Linked DNA regions of Homo sapiens: region 2 is linked to region 1. Evidence: read pairs that join two places in POLR2A ChIA-PET (ENCODE). Cell type or tissue: PC-3. All regions are shown on one strand. Each heading gives the region's core, and the rest is flanking DNA. Links, peaks and the distances in the headings are about the cores only.

What was found. Peaks named below come from ENCODE experiments on the same cell type or tissue, not always from the same donor. Only the 100,000 strongest peaks of a DNase experiment are listed, where the experiment ranks them.
Region 2: POLR2A ChIA-PET joins it to region 1 with 18 read pairs; 1 of 35 experiments calls an interaction of 5 or more read pairs at or near these places.

Annotation. Positions count from the first base shown.
Region 1 is chr10:33,704,691-33,713,006 of GRCh38, forward strand. It overlaps LOC124902408 (a long non-coding RNA gene), which reads left to right and starts at 1,298. Exons shown (of 2, transcript XR_007062108.1): 1 at 1,298-1,393; 2 at 3,826-4,703. RefSeq lists an enhancer at 1-626. In PC-3, for the core only: no CTCF peak of the experiment used is centred there; no DNase peak of the experiment used is centred there; H3K27ac peaks cover 557 bases.
Region 2 is chr10:33,302,270-33,310,585 of GRCh38, forward strand. The region is part of intron 2 of NRP1 (neuropilin 1); the gene reads right to left. Among named protein-coding and RNA genes, the nearest start is that of NRP1, 28 kb to the right of the region's middle. In PC-3, for the core only: no CTCF peak of the experiment used is centred there; a DNase peak (open chromatin) is centred at 4,772; H3K27ac peaks cover 1,711 bases.

The sequences.
Region 1 (8,316 bases), core at 2,275-7,274:
GTGAAAAGAGAATCCCGAGGATGGTTTTGAGGTCAGCAGCTGATCGCCCCCTTCTCCCCTGCTTTGAATGAGATTTTTGCAGTTCCACTTGTTTTTGGATCCCAGCAAAATGAACATTGACATTTAAAATGAACACGAAAGGAATAACATTTTGGGAGAGGCTTAGTTGATATTACAGTTTTAGGAATTAAGATACAAACAGCAAGAGGGTCCTGAAAGTAATAATAATATCTGTAAGGATAATGATTGTTAAAGTAGCCACTATGTACTAGGTTCTGCCATGTTGAAATATACGTATATGTTTATTGTTCACTACTCCTATTAAGACACAAATTGTAGACGTGAGTATTCCTCTTTCACAGATTAAAACAAAATCCCAAGACAATTTTTCAAGCTCAGCACAGCAAAATGACTTACCCATGCCCAAAGCAGAGGAACTATAGCTTGGGATTAAATCCATCTAGCTTGCCAAACCATAGTCTTTGGCAAATGTTTACATCCTTATTGCTGTGATGAAGTTGCTTATACCTCTAGTATTATAAGATCAGGGGACTGGTGGCCTGGACTGAAGCTCAGGTGGCTATTGCATTTCTAATGAGGTCTCCGTATATTTCAAACTTTGAGAGTTCAAAAACCCAGCTTCATCCATTCATCCAAGGGTGACAAAGTACTGGCAAGTTGATTTGCAAGAGCCAGATTTATAAAAGCTTTTTTTTCATGCCAGGATGCTGACTGCTTAGTTTTAGCAAGGTGACTTTCCCTTTCTGATCATATTTAGATCAATTCCTTAGAAAGACTAATCTAGCTGTTGGAGGTAGGTAGATTGGAACAAATAGGAGGGAAAGGTGCAGAGAGCAGTTTGGAATAAAAGTAATGAGTACAAGAATTAAGATAATGGAGTTGGAAGTAGGAAAGACGTAGTGATATGAGACAGACCCTGTGGGCAAATAATCCACCTGACTCAGCAGCTGTCTGACCTCAGGGAGAGAAAGAAAGAGGAATCAAAAAGTTGAGATTTCCAGTTTGGTGATGAAGAGATGGGCGACTTCATTTTAAGGAAGTAACTACAACACAAGGTGAGTTGAGATTTGAGCATAGGGACTTTAAATTTCAAGTCCAAAAGCAGCTATCAATTTAGCACCTAAAGTTGTAGGACTGACTAGGATAAAAATATATTTGGGGGATTTTCAAGGACCATTGCAAATACACAGGGCATCTAGGTTGAAATTTATTGAGGGCAGGAATGATGACTCTTAGTTATTTGTATCACTTATGACATATCTCCCTCCTACTATCCAGCCCCAGTGCCAACCCCATTCTCTGCATCTCAGATTCCTCGGTAACTTCATGTCATGGAATTCTAACAAGTTTTGGCTGATTGATATAGCAAAACGTAAGTACTGGGGGCCTTTTCTTCGCAGCTCTAGAGAAGCATTACTTGTCACATTTAGGAATGTTGTCTTTCTTTTTGGGAGGATGTTTCCCTACTCAGTTTAGATACTGGGTGTAGCTGTGGGGCTCACCCATAGGTTTTTCTTTACCCCTGTGTGACCAAGAAAAGAAAACCTAGAAGAGGAAGATGCAGCCAGCTGATGTATTTGTTTGATATTCCAAGGGATATAAATTTAGGCACAGCTGGGAGGAGAAAAGAGTTTCTACATACCGTGGGAAGGGGCGCTGACTTCATTCCCACACTGGAGCTTCCAGACAACCTGGAAGTGTCCATAGTTCAGGCATCCTGCCATAGATAGCGTGACTCAGGTTCCCTGAGGCTCACAAGCCTTGTTTGGCCCATTATCCTTGCCAATCCACTTGAGATTCCTAAGAGTAAAATTTCACTACAGTGGGAAACAATCAGAACCCAGTAGGTATTTCTAACTAGATGAAAACCAAGAAATCTTCATTATTATGGTTGTAATTTTTAAAGAACTTCACTTAATCAAAAATCCTCCCTGGACCTCCAAGCCTATTCTTCTTCCTTGTAAAAGATTATGGTAATAATTAACAATAATGTCATTATCATATCTTACATATAATAGTTATCTAAGAACAGCAACATTTCACATTTATGATTGTGTATTAAATGCCAGGCAGCACCTTACACTCATCACATTTAACTTTCACAACACTTTTCCATAATTATTTTAATTTGGTATTTTTTATCCCCATTTTGTTTGTTGTTTCATAATCCTGGACTCTCAGAAGAGAATATTTGGAGGTCATCCAGGCTAGACTCAGTCATGAAGTTGGCTGGCAATGTTATTGAAGAATAAGCCTGTCTGATTTCCACTTTTTCTAGCCTCCTAAACACTGACCTATCAGTACTATCTTGGATTCTTTATGTCGTGGAGTGTCTGCCACAATTTTTACTTCCTCAACTGCTAAACAACACCTCATCCTGCATCCCAGAGTCCACCACACAAGACTCTGGGAGTCCTTTTTGCCCATGCAGGAAGCATTAAACCCATTTATCCCATCTCTTATCCAGTGTGTACCAGGAACCATTTCTTTACTCTAATGTTTCTCAAGGAGCCAATGATTCCCCAAGATTGTTTTGAATTAAAAGCAACCTTGCATACACATATATGCACCCTCTTTTTCTCTACAACCCATGACAACATCAAAAGTTCAGAAAAAGTGTATCTTTTACTCCATTAATCTCTACCCAAAAAGAGTCAGTAGTAATCTAGCCACTCGACAAATAGCAAATGATGGCATTGAAAAGTATACCTGCCACATAAAAGTAAAGCACTTGAAATCTACATTCAGAATCTCTTTCAAATTTTTGAGTAGGCCATTAACATAAGAAAAAAAGAATCTGAAAATTTACATCACAAATGTGTGCTTAGAACAGATCTATGAATTTCATAACACACATGGAGTTGGCAGTTCTAGATTATGAATTTATATGTGATCCAGGTGCCCTTCTACCTACAAACTCTTTGTCCATTGGCATCTGGGTCTTAGCTTATGTAACATGAAGAGGTAACCTATGAAAATTGACTAATTGTCAGGTGACATTGTCAGCTGGCATGTCAGGTGGCCTCCTACCTCCACAGTGGGTGCCATTAAGGAAATGCTCAAGATGGGACTCAATGAACAACCTACGTGAGCAGGAGCTATGTGCCTTCCCTTGCAAGTCAACACACAAAAGAGGCTGTCTTGTCATGCTTCTGCTCCTCTCCTGAATCAAGAATGGCCATAACTCACACTGTCAGTGAATTTTCATTTCTTGAGCACTAAATTCAAAGAATCTGATAGGCACTTCTTTCACCTCCCAAATTTCCTGCAATATTGGTCTGTTGAACCGAATTGTTCTATCTAATATTCAGTTCTTTGTCTTCCTGAGTGCTGAAACCTAGGGGAGAGGTAACTAAAGAATGCTGTGACTAATTTTATGTTGGTTTCTGGTGTATTTTAACTGAAGAAATATGAAGTCTTATTATAGATGGCATATTCTCTGCTCAGAAATCACAAAGGAATACACTAATATGCAAATCACAATGCCTAACTTTTGTGTCAAAAGATCTGCAACCTGCAAGATGAGAAATGGCCAAGGGCCCAAGACTGATTCTCCAAAAGGCATTAAGTCTTACTTTCCCAAGGACACAAGGGTTGAGAGTCACGTTAAGAGTGTCCAGCTTCCCGGAAAAACTAGTCCTCATATTGAAACAAGATCCACTCGCTCTTAGGCTATTTACATCTGAGGTTTATTTTTTCAAGAAACCCAGATTAAACCACTTTTAAGGGCATTATTCAAATATTTTTCAATCTATCGTAGTTTCCGTGTTTTTAATCTCTACTTTGCCCATTTTTCCACTGCAGAACAAAGACAGGCTTGAAAAAAGACAGATGGGGCAAATGTGGAAGGTGGCGGCCACTTTAAATGACAGCTCCGCAACGGACAAAAACGGGCTCTCCTCATTATGTTCATGGAACACCAAATATGAAGAAATCAAGCTGCTTTAGGACTGAGACCCTTATGGCAGCTCATATTGCATTGGGAAAAAATGTTAACATTAATAAGTTACATAAGAAAAATGTCCAAGATCAACACATTCAAGGCCATTATAAATACTAGCATATACATTCAGAAATGCAATTACACCATCAGCATGAACACGCAGGAAAAGAAAATTCCTATTTGCATGGCTGTGAGGTTTCTTCTGGTTGCCAGCAATTTCCAGAGTGTATTGAAATTTTCAAATTAACTGAGGACATTTTAGTCAATTTTATCTCTCAATGCTTTTGTGTCACTTTTTCTTCAAGGTCTGTGCATTTTGCTGATTGAAATGCTCAAACATTTATTCATTTATTCATCTCAAAGGCACAGATCATCATTATGACTTTTTTTTTTTGAAAAAATAGTGTCAGAACTTTCTAATGTTCTTTTCTGTCTCTTTTCTCCAAATACTTTCCCTCTTCATAACCCTCTTTCTCCCCAGGGGACTTTCTATTGCTTCTATAGGGAATTTTTTCAACGTCTGGTCTTTAAAAAGAATTCCTCTTTAATCCTAAAGCATTCTATGGAGAAATCAGTTTCCAGAAGTTAGAATAAAATTCCATGTGCATGCCTGGGTCTGGGACAGGGTGCGGGAAAAGAAGAAATGTTGGTATGTAATCTTAAAATTCAAATGCTGTTCAGTAGTGGCATACCATCTGAACTAGCTGCAAATGGTAAATAAACCCAGCTTGTAACTTAATGATCCTTGTGTTTGTGTGTCTGTGAATACATTAAGAACTCTCAAAGAAAAAATTGTGGAATCATAAATAAAAGACAGCAGTGAATCACAGACAGTCACACAGAAACAAGACACCATCCTCCCATATGCCTGTGTGGATATTGATGTGGGTTCCTCACCTTTTCGGTTTGCAGTGGCAGCATGAGACCCACTCTAGATGCTGTGGCACAGGGAGAGGTTTGATGGTCTTCATTACATATTGTCTGCCCTGCAAAAATCATCTGCTTTGCTTGGAATTGATTTCAAAACCAGATTCATGCAGTGCCTGTTACACCACGATAAACAAATAAATTAGCTGCTGCAATATGGAAATTTACATGATTCAGTGTACTTAAAAACTGTTAACTGTGAACTTATTAATTGAAAGCCACAGGACAATAATCAGCATGTCCTTCAGTAGGAAAACGAATCTCTTGTTAAAGCGAATTTGTAAGGCAATAAAGATGTATTTTTTCAAATAAATGTATGCCTCAAGCCATTTGATGTGATATTTTTAACTTCAACTTTCGGTGGCTCGTGCTTTGTTTGTGGACTACATATTGATTTGTTTCCTGAAAACGTGTAGTGTAACTCTACATTCCCACATGGGTTTTTTTCCACCGCACCATGCAGGTTATATTCATTCCAGTCAATCTTATTTTTCTGCCTCCTGTCTAGAGAACTTTAATTAAAATGGTCTGCTAACGCTTGAATCTCTTAAAGGGAGCACTTGGAATCCTAAGCTGCATTTCCATCACAGAACTTCCAGGGAACATACGCCTTCCCTTTCAAACATATGTTCCGAGGGGAATGTTTGTCTAGAAGCTACTAGGTTGCAGTGAGGACTGAAACATAAACTCCAAGAGGAAAATGACAATGATTTTTACATCCAGGCAGTGAACCAGGCACATTTCTGAAGTTTGGCCAGTTAGAGCTGGCCAATCCATAATCCATTATCACCCGTTTGATCTCAGAGAAGAGTTCAGTATGCAGTGAGGCTGTCTGTTCACTGCACCAACACACAGACCCTAGGCCTTCTGGAAGCTCGTCTTCTAAAACTGTCACACCAGCACTGACACTGCTATTAGATGTGGTGACTGTGCCCGCTGTTTCCCTTGAGAACAAGAATTCTAAATGGTGATATCATGTGATGATTTTAAAAAAAAAAGTGAGCCCAGGCACCATGGTTCATACCTGTAATCCCAGCACTTTGGGAAGCTGATGCAAGAGGATTGCTTGAGGACAGGAGTTCAAGACCAGCCTGGACAACATAGCAAGACCTCTTCTCTACAAATAAATAAAAAATTAGCAAGGCATGGTAGTTGCACACCTGTAGTCCCAGCTACTCAGGAAGCTGAGGAAGGAGGATTGCTTGAGCCCAGAGTTCGAGGCTGCAGTGAGCTATGATCTCACCACTGCACTTCAGCCTGGGCAACAGAGTAAAGGCAACAGAGTAAGACCATGTCTCCAAAAAAAAAAAAAAAAAAAAAAAAAAAAAAAAACTTTATAATATGAAATCTGGCTAAAACTATTTAGATAAAAATTTAGTTTTAAGATTTCAAAACTGTCTTTGTTTTGTCAGGTAACCTTACTAGTGGTATGGTTTCCTTTAAGTACAATGTGGAAATCTCCCCAAGTCTTACCCCTGGATTTTGCTTTTCGAGTTCACTCACTTTTACCCCTGACATGGGGAGGCTGCCTGTTGCTCTTGCTGTCTCACTTCCCATGAATCAATCCAGAGAGCGGGTGTGTCTTGGAGAGGCCTTAGGGCCATGAGCCCTCTGCAGTCTCGGGACAGAGCAGGACATTTCCTCTACCTGAGGCAGCGCTTCCACTAGCGGGAGCTTCTTCAGCCTCAACAGCAACTGCACACAGGAGCAGATAAGGGGAGGATGTTCCAGGTTGAGAATCAAACCACTCATGAAGAAGGGATCCATGAAGTACGGAAATCAGACGCATGGTTCATTAGGGCCTTGAATATCACATGGCACTAGAGAATACTCAACCCATCCAGTACGATGCTTTTTAAAATATCCTATTGATTGGCTGGGTGTGGTGGCTCACACCTATAATCCTAGGACTTTGGGAGGCCGAGGCAGGTGGATCACTTGAGGTCAGGAGTTCAAGACCAGCCCGGTCAACATGGCAAAACCCCGTCTCTACTAAAAATACAAATACAAAAATTAGACGGGTGTGGTAGCCTGCATGTAATCCCAGCAACTCGGGAGGCTGAGGCGGGAGGATCACTTGAACCTGGGAGGCGGAGGTTGCAGTGAGCCTAGATCTCACCGCTGCACTCCAGCCTGGACAACAGCCAGACTCCATCTCAAAAAAAAAAAAAAAAAAAAAAAAATACTGATTTTCTTGCATGTGTGGAAGTATATTTATCTTTTTATGAGTATTTTTTAGCAGATTCTAATATTTGGTGTTTTTAGTTACTTGTAATGGCTACAATAAATTTTAAATATTATCATGTTACCAAATATTTATATTGTCTCACTGATCAAAGTGTCTAGTTCATAGAAATGTAAGTTACTTCCTTAAACCCAGGCTGAGTTTCTGTATCACAGCCTTTTATTTAAAGACATTTAATTGAGATATAATTTGCAAAAACAAAACAAAACAAAACTCGACATGTTTGTTGTGTGAAATTTGATAAATTTGACATATGTGTACATCTGTGAAACCCTCACTGCAATCAAATAATGGGCTAATTAATCTAAAATAATTTTTTGGCCGCGTGCAGTAGCTCACGCCTGTAATCCCAAAACTTTGGGAGGCCGAGGCAGGCAGATCACCTGAGGTCGAGAATTCGAGACCAGCCTGGCCAGCATAGTGAAACCCTGTCTCTACTAAAAATACAAAAATTAGCCAGGTGTGGTGGCGATTCCTGTAATCCCAGCTACTTGGGAGGTTGAGGCATGAGAATCGCTTGAACCCAGGAGGCAGAAGTTGCAGTGAGCCAAGATTGCATCCTGCACTCCAGCTTGGGTGACAGAGTGAGACTCTGTCTCAAAAAAATATATAAAATAATGTCTAATGTCCCTTAACAATCCCTCCCTCCTCCACTCTCCAACTCTCCCTTCTCCCCACTCTGAAATATTCTACTAATCTTTGAATGCACCTCCAAAATTTGCACACTAAAACAACAGCAACAAAAAAACTGTATCTGGGTTGAGCATTACAAATATATAGCTCATACATGTGTTTCTTGTTGCTTTCCCTCCCTGAAAAAAACCTTGACAAAAATGTATTCTCATGAGACTGAATAGATTTGGAAAGTTGTCAATCACACGTCAGCCAGACGTGACGTTTAAAAAAACAAGGACCCCCAAATTCTCAGACACTACCTCCATGGAGAGGTGGGGTTCAGTTCCCCTTCCCCTTGTATCTGGGCAGGCTTGTATTGACTTCAACCAATAGAAGAAAACAATGCTTTGTAATTTCTGAGGCTAGGTCAGAAAAGGCTGTGCAGCTTCCCCCTTGGTTCTCTTGAAATATTCTCTCTCTGGATGCTTCTTCGCAGACCCAGCTCCATGCTGCGGGAAGCCTGAACTCCATGGAGATGCCACGTGTCAGGGCTCAGGTTGACAGG
Region 2 (8,316 bases), core at 1,715-6,714, 400 kb before region 1:
CTTCTTATGTTGTTACTTCCTGCCCTTCTGGGTTCCTATGATATGCAGTTTCCATCCTGGTCTCATCCTGTTTGGCCCCTTTGCGTAAAAGCTAAGGATGGCTGGCCCACAGCCTACCAGGGCTTTCAAAGCCCCAGAAGTCTGTAAACAGGAAAGATTTCCTCTGAGGTTGTGGGCTCCTCCTTGATCAAAAGATGGCTATTGGATAAGAACTTCCCCTAAATTGCCAGCCACTCTTATTTTCCAGATGAGATCCTCTGTTGGAGGGTACATTACTAGGTATCTATGGCAGAGGTGACAGGCAATTTGCCAGGACTCCATGAAGTTGCAGGAGAAGTAAGTTGCAGCTGCTCTGCTGTTAATGAGGAGGTAGGGCTTGGAGAAACACAAAGATTCCTCTGAGCAATGGCCCTGGCAGGGGTCCCCTCCTGGTTAGCAGCCAGGGAGGGTGAGCGAAGCAAACATCAGTTCAGAATATGAAAGAGGGACAGAAGGACTGCATGAAGAGCCCCAGCAACCTTGAGGGTCTCAGAGGTTGGAAATAAGAATAATGACTTCCACCAAAAAAGTTTAGTTTTATCCCCATGGTTGGTAAGTGGCCTGTTTTTGAGAAATGGGAGGATAGTCAATGACTTCCTAGTTGGAGACATCATTCCATGTAAAAGGACTGCTTAGGTCTGTTTTTAGGGTCAACTTTAGAGTCACAGCTCATAATTTCAAAGTTGGGTACATCTTTGTCCAAGGCAGCGAATCTTTCCCCCGTGATTTCATTATGAGCTAACCAGTTCAGGCAAAAAGCTGTCCCTCAAGAGTCACTCAAGAATTTTGCATTTATTTCTAGTTAATCACACCTGTCTCTGAACCTTGCCATGGAAGAGTGAAGTGAGGGAGAGAACAAAGCTTTTCCTCTACCTTCTTTCTAAACTGGGTGAGTAGATCAAAGTGTACCAAAACAAACAAACAAACATTTTCGAAAGACCTTCTTTCCTGAATGCATCTTATCTTGGAACACATCCTTCTTTGTTAATTACCTGACAAGAAGAAAGGATGCTTTGAATTCTTATCGTAGATTTCTCTGCACCACTCAGAGGGCACTTAATAAATTATCTTCTTCCATTTACTATCTCATTATTTGGATAAACTTCATCTTTTGAAATAGATTATAAACTTTTCAATCCCAGGGGATTATAGCGTAGTTCTTCGCCCCTTCCTTCCATACTTTTTAGGTACGAGCATCGGTAAACAGTTTCGTATTTAAACTCTACTTTATTTCATTTCTAATTGACAATGACCTGGGCCTTACTTCATTGTAATAAGGAAACAAAATGATGAAGCCAGAACTTGCAGATGGCTGTTCTGTCTGTTTCAGTGTCTCGAAGTCAGAGGTTGGTGGTTAATGATAAGAAAGTAAATGTTAAATGTGCTTTTGCACATTTAGCAAACAGACTGAGAACCAACTTAGAAAACATTTTATTTACATTTTAGTTATAGCATTCACCTTCTTAAGATATAACATATCTGTTTGCAAGTCCTGACTCCCCACTTGACCGTGACCCCTTCAAGGACAATAAACAAGTCATTGTCCATCTTTCTATACCCGTGTAGTACTCACTATGATACTGGCATATGATATACACTGATATAAGCTCCAGTGTTTTCTCTGATTAACATCAAATAATATTGTCATGACAATGAGAAATAAGAAATGTAGGTTCTGATTTTTTCCCAAATCTTGAGAATCTGTTTTTCCTTCAAGCTATAAATTGGGGATTCAACCAAATCACATGAAGCAGCAAGTATTTCCTGTGTGGCACTTAGCTGTTCTGGGAAATAACTCAATGTCATTTGGTTAACACACACACCCAGGCCAAATAGTTGAAAATAACGGAAAGACATCATGGTAATTAGGTTAGGAGTTGACCCAAGACATGTTCTCATTAAAATTCTTTCTATTTCTGGTCTCCATTCCGTCTTCTTTCACTGATTGACTTTTCTTTCTTTGAATGAAATTCCCTCCCCCAGATGGACTATTTCACCACAGCAAAAAATTGAGAAAGCTAAGAAGACAATGGGGAGGAAAACCAATACTACCAAAAGGAAACCTCGGAGAGTTTTGCTTTCTGTGAGTTCTCTGTCAGTCAACCCTGTCCTGTTCTATAAGACCCTTCTCATAGACCCCTCTTTCAAGGGTTTTCAAAAAGGAAAGCCTATTTATTTACTTATTACCAATTATGACCTCACTGGTCTTCCCACTCTTTAGCACTAGGGCACCAGAACCCCAGTGTATGATGATGGTCCCCTAGCAGCCATTCCAATGACATTATTCAACTCAAACAGAGCTTTGCAATAAGCTGTGTCTTTCCTTATGTTCTCTGGGGGATGAAATGAGAATGACCCCATCTAAACAAAAGACCACATGGTTGGCATTCAACAGTCGACTCCTCCCCATTTATTTGTGGATCCAATTCAGTCTAGGTCTGAGGCTTTACAGAAATGCATGGCACTCCTCACAGATGGCATCTGGCCACCCCTTGAAAGCTTCTGGTGGAAGGGGAGCTCGCTGCTTTTCGAGGCAGTCTGTCACACGAGTAGAAATAGCGTAGAAACCCATATGTCTTGAGTCTAAGCAATGACATTCAAAAAGCAGAAGCATCCATGCAACCAGATTGACTTAAAGTAATGTAAACAGTCCAATCGATTCTTTGAAATTGAAGAATGACTTGCTGTAGAGCATTGTGCTCCATGATGGTGTGTTCTGCCAGCCTAGGCATGAGCACTTTGTGGTAGTACAATAAACTACTCCATAGCACATGGGGAGGAGAATGTGAATCAATGATTTAGTGTGATCTCATTGGTAACTCAGTGCTGAAGATCTGCTATCATATATTTAGGTGAATAACTATTCCAATGTGCTGGATGGCACTTTACAAACATATATAATCTACAAAAATGATTTAAAAAATTTTTGTGCACCTTTCAAGTCAAAATAGCTCAAGATATAATGTGGACATCCTAGGAAAATAATAATTGATGCATGTTGGAAACCTTTTCATGGTATATTAGGGCTATAATTTCTACCCATTGGTCCCTGTTCTGCCCTTAAGGATGACACAGCATAAGTTATAAACCCCTGAAGGTCTAGCTGCAAAATGGGTGCATGCACTCCCAAACACCAGATCGTGATTATGCATTACCTGGAAAAGTAAGAAGTAGGGAAAGCAATATGGCTGAAGACAAGTGTGTTCAGTGAGGGGATCGTTGTCTCGGGAATCCTGGGAACCAAGTTCTCACTGTGGACCCACTCACTGGGCAAGTCACTTCCTGCCTAAACTCCACTTTCTCTACCCATCAACTAGAGAGGTCAGATTCTCCGTTAGCTGCCAAACAGTACATGGGTAAAATTCTATAGGTTTAAAAAATCATATACCATGACTAAAAGTCTATGATAACGGGAACACAATTTTGGGATCTCTTTGTAAAAAAAAAAAAAAATCTGTTCTTTTTTTCTTTTTTCTTTGAGATAGAGTCTCACTGTGTTGCCCAGGCTGGAGTGCAATGGCATGATCTCAGCTCACTGCAACTTCCGCCTCCTGGGTTCAAGAGATTCTTCTGCCTCAGCCTCCCGAGTAGCTGGGACTACAGGCACATACCACCACGCCCGGCTAATTTTTGTATTTTTAGTAGAGATGGGGTTTCACCATGTTGGCCAGGCTGGTCTCGAACTCCTCACCTCGTGATCTGCCTGCCTCAGCCTCCCAAAGTGCTGGGATTACAGGCGTGCCACCGTGCCAGGCCAGTAAAAAATATTTCTAACCAAAATTTTCACTCCAGCTGTCATACATGTAGGGAAGTGATTGTTTATATTAATTTGCAAAGGCTAAATCCATTTTTCCCCCCAACTCTTTGTGACTTGCTTGGGCTAGCCTGCAAAAACACTTCTGTTCATGGCAGAGAGCTGTCTGCATCCAGCTGACATTGTTTCTCTGGCTTAAATAAAAGAGGCAGGACAATGAGTGTTAAACCACTGCCGGACTCTGATGTAGTGTTTACGAAGGCAGCTGCTTTTGCATTCTGCGGGTCAGAAGGGTGTGTGTGTGTGTGTGTGTGTGTGTGTGTGCACGCTCCTGCATCTATGTAAGATCTGAGAATCACTGAAAGCAGCTTCCTTCATCCTCTATTTTGACATAAAGATTCTGAATTCAAAGCACCTTCAGAAGCAACAAGAGATTAAGACAGGCCAGGCAACGACTTAATATGGTAAAACATATCTTATCCCTGTGGTCAGTTTACAATTTCCTTGACAGATAACTGCTAATTAAGACATATTATTTCAGAAATTATGGTTGATTTCCTTTGTTATTTACACTTTTGTTAAAGGTAGTCAATGATGTCTTTTAGCTGCTCAATAAAGGGTCACCTAAGGAAAAGCAACTGTATGCCTAACATCTGGGAAAAATATTCCCAATGGGGTAGGTTTCATGAGAACAAAGTTATTTCTCAGATGACTCTTTCCTTGCAGCTTCAAGCTTTGTTTTCCTAGGAATTGTGTAGAAATGCTGGAATTAATGAGTGATAGAGACTTTGATTGAATCAATATTGTGTGAAATTAACTTGCAAACATGGTTGTGATTACTTTTGTGGGAGTTGGACTGAATTTCTCAAGAAAGTACACAAAGAAAAGACTCAGGGCAGAGCTACAGCTGCCTGACAGAGGCAAACAGAAGCCTAACTTTATGGACTTTTCCATACTCTGCATATGTTGAAATGACAGGCTGATTCATAGCTTCCTTGCTTAGTTTCCAAATCGCTTTGCAACAAAAGCAGATTTACTCCCTTCCCAAGACTATAACTAGGATTCATGATCCCATAGGCTCAAATCTTCATAAAGGGAATTTTGCAAAGCATGCCTCCCAATTCTTGACAGTCACAATTCAAATATTTTCACAAAACAACAGGACTCTCAATTAAGACAGAGGTCAGCAAACTATGGCCTGTAGATCAAACCTATCTGACTGCTTGTTTTTGTAAATAAAGTTTTATTGGAACACAACCATGCTCATTCATTTGCCTATTGTCTATGGCTACTTTCACAGTATGACGGACGAGCTGAACAGTTGAGATTGAGGCTGTCTTGCATGCAAAGCCTAAAATATTTCCTATCTGGCCGTTTTCAGAAAGTGTGCCAATTCCTGATTTAAAATATCAATTTGTGCCATAAAAAAAAATCAATTTCTTTGAAAACATAGATATAGTTTTAAAGTAAACCTCCCCAACCTCCCCTACCTCCATGAATTATCTTCTAAAGCAAATTGGAGTATATATCAAGAGTCTTAATACTGGTTTTATTCTTTAGTTCAGCAACCACACTTCTAGAAATCTCTTCTAAAGAAATCCCTAAGCATACATCAAGATTTATGCATACAGATGTTCATTCCATCATAATTTATAATTATTTATAATCTTGAAAAATTGAAAATGTCCTAAATATTCTAGGCCATTTAGATAAAAATTATTTTAGAAAGATGTGATTTACCAAATGCTTGTTTTTAAAAATATTTAAAGAATTACCATTTGACCCAGTAATCTCATTACTGGGTATATACCCAAAGGAATATAAATCATTCTACCATAAAGACACATGCACACATATGTTCTTTATAGCACTATTAGCAATAGCAAATACATGGAATCAATCTACAAGCCCATCAATGGCAGACTGAATAAAGAAAATGTGGTGCATGTACACCACGGAATACTACGCAGCCATAAAAAAGAATGAGATCATGTCCTTTTCAGGAACATGGACGCAGCTGGAGGCCATCATCCTAAATGAACTAGTGCACGAACAGAAAATAAAATAGTGCATGTTCTCATTTATAAGTGGGAGCTAAACATTGAATACATATGGGCGCAAAGAACAACAGATAGCAGGGTCTACTTGAGGATGGAGGGTGGGAGGAGGGAAAGGATCAAAAAACTACCTATTGTGTACTGTGCTTATTACCCGAGTGACAAAATAATCTGTACACTAAACCCTTGTGACATGCAATTTACCAATATAACAAACCTGTACACGTACAGGTTTATATATAAAACAAAAGTTTTATATATATACATATATATGTATATAATATATATATTTAAGAGCCTAATATAATGTTTTACATGTAATTTCAAGAGAAAATGGTAGGATAAAAGCTGTCTATAGAAAATAATCTCATTATTCTTTTTTTTTGAGATGGAGTCTCACTCTGTCGCCCACGCTGGAGTTTAGTGGCGCGATCTCGGCTCACTGCAGCCTCTGCCTCCCGGGTTCAAGTGAGTCTCCTGCCTCAGCCTCTGGAGTAGCTGGGATTATGGGCATGCATCACTATGTCCAGCTAATTTTTTTGTACTTTTAGTAGAGATGGGGTGTCACTATGTTGGCCTGGCTGGTCTTGAACTCCTGACCTCAAATGATCTGCCTGACTTGGCCTCCCAAAGTGCTGGGATTACAGGTGTGAGCCACCATGCCTGGCCTCAATTTTTTTAAAAAATGCATATTTCTAAATGCAAAGAAAATAAGCAGAAAGAATATATGCCAAAAATATATATTTTAAAATTCATTTCAGATAATTTTGTGCTCAAGAAAAATAAATATACATGCCTTTTTGTTTAATTTATGAAAATGTTAGTCCCAAATAAAGTTCTTCTTAATTTATAGAAATGTTAGCCCCAAATAAAGTTAGTACCCATTTAAAAATGAGTATTAACCTATTTCCAAAACAGTCCACTTTTTAATGTAATAAAAATTAAATATTTTCTAAAATATTATTTTTATGAATCACATTATCTTTTCATAGATGGAGCAGAGATGGCAGTTTTGGGGCACTTGTGCTGCCACTTTTTCCTCTTGCCCACACTGAACACTGCAACCTATTAAGCCATTTCTTTCTAAGAAGTTTCTCAAATGTACTACAGATGGCCACTACTAATCAGTCAGAAGTATTAAGTGATATCAAACATATTTGCCCTCTGTGAGAGGGCTACATAAGTTTTCCAAGTTAATTCCACCCTTCCTCTTAAGACTACATGGTGAAATACATTTTTATCACCGTAGATCTTGATCATCTTGCTTCGAATGTCTTAGAATGTTCTGCGTGTATTTCTTTCAAATCCAAAGAAATGCGCGGTGTCTCTTCATATGCATTCAATGCTGAATGTCTGTGTTAGGATGTACTGCCCCAAGGGCTGGGTGAAGCTGCTGCCTCAAGGGTCCTGGTGAGCCTAGTTACTGTATCGCCCATGTCCACAATTTCCTGTATTTCTTTCTAGCACCTGACACTGTGAACAATGCTTCCGTTTTTGAAATGCTCACATCAGCAGCTTTCTGTAGCAAGACACTGTTGTAACTGGTACCTCTCTCATAACGCCTTCCCATTGTCCTTGGAACACCCTCTAACCTTAATCCATCCCATCAAGGGGGCTTTTTCTCGAGACATTTATTTCTTTTCTTTTTCTCCTTGCCCTTCTACGAAAAGTCAATTTCTACAGCTTTAGCCAACAAGTGATTCCCACATTTCTATGTCCAGCTTTGCCCAGTTTCCCGTTTCTCAAGTTCTTTTTTGCACATCTCTACCTGCAATGTTTAAAAGCCTCTCAAAATGTTCGAAATAGGACCTACTCTCTTGCTGTATTTGCCTTTTTTTTTTTTTTTGAGACGGAGTCTCGCTCTGTCGCCCAGGCTGGAGTGCAGTGGCGCGATCTCCGCTCACTGCAACCTCCGCCTCCCGGGTTCACGCCATTCTCCTGCCTCAGCCTCCTGAGTATCTGGGACTACAGACGCCCGCCACCACGCCCGGCTAATTTTTTTTGTATTTTTAGTAGAGACGGGGTTTCACCGTGTTAACCAGGATGGTCTTGATCTCCTGACCTCATGATCTGCCCGCCTCGGCCTCCGAAAGTGCTGGGATTACAGGCGTGAGCCACTGCGCCCGGCCTTTTTTTTTTTTTTTTTTTCGAGACAGAGTCTTGCTCTGTCGCCCAGGCTAGTGTGCAATGGCACCATCTCGGCTCACTGCAACCTCCGCCTCCCAGGTTCAAGCGATTCTCCTGCCTCAGCCTCCCGAGTAGCTGGGATTACAGGTGTGCACCACCACGCCTAGCTAATTTTTGCATTTTTAGTAGAGACGGGGTTTTACCATGATGGCCAGGCTGATTTTGAACTCCTGACCTCAAGTGATTCACTCGACTTGGCCTCCCAAAGTGCTAGGATTACAGGAGTGAGCCACCGCGCCCAGCTGCTTTATTTACTCTTAGTGTTACTAGTACCACTGT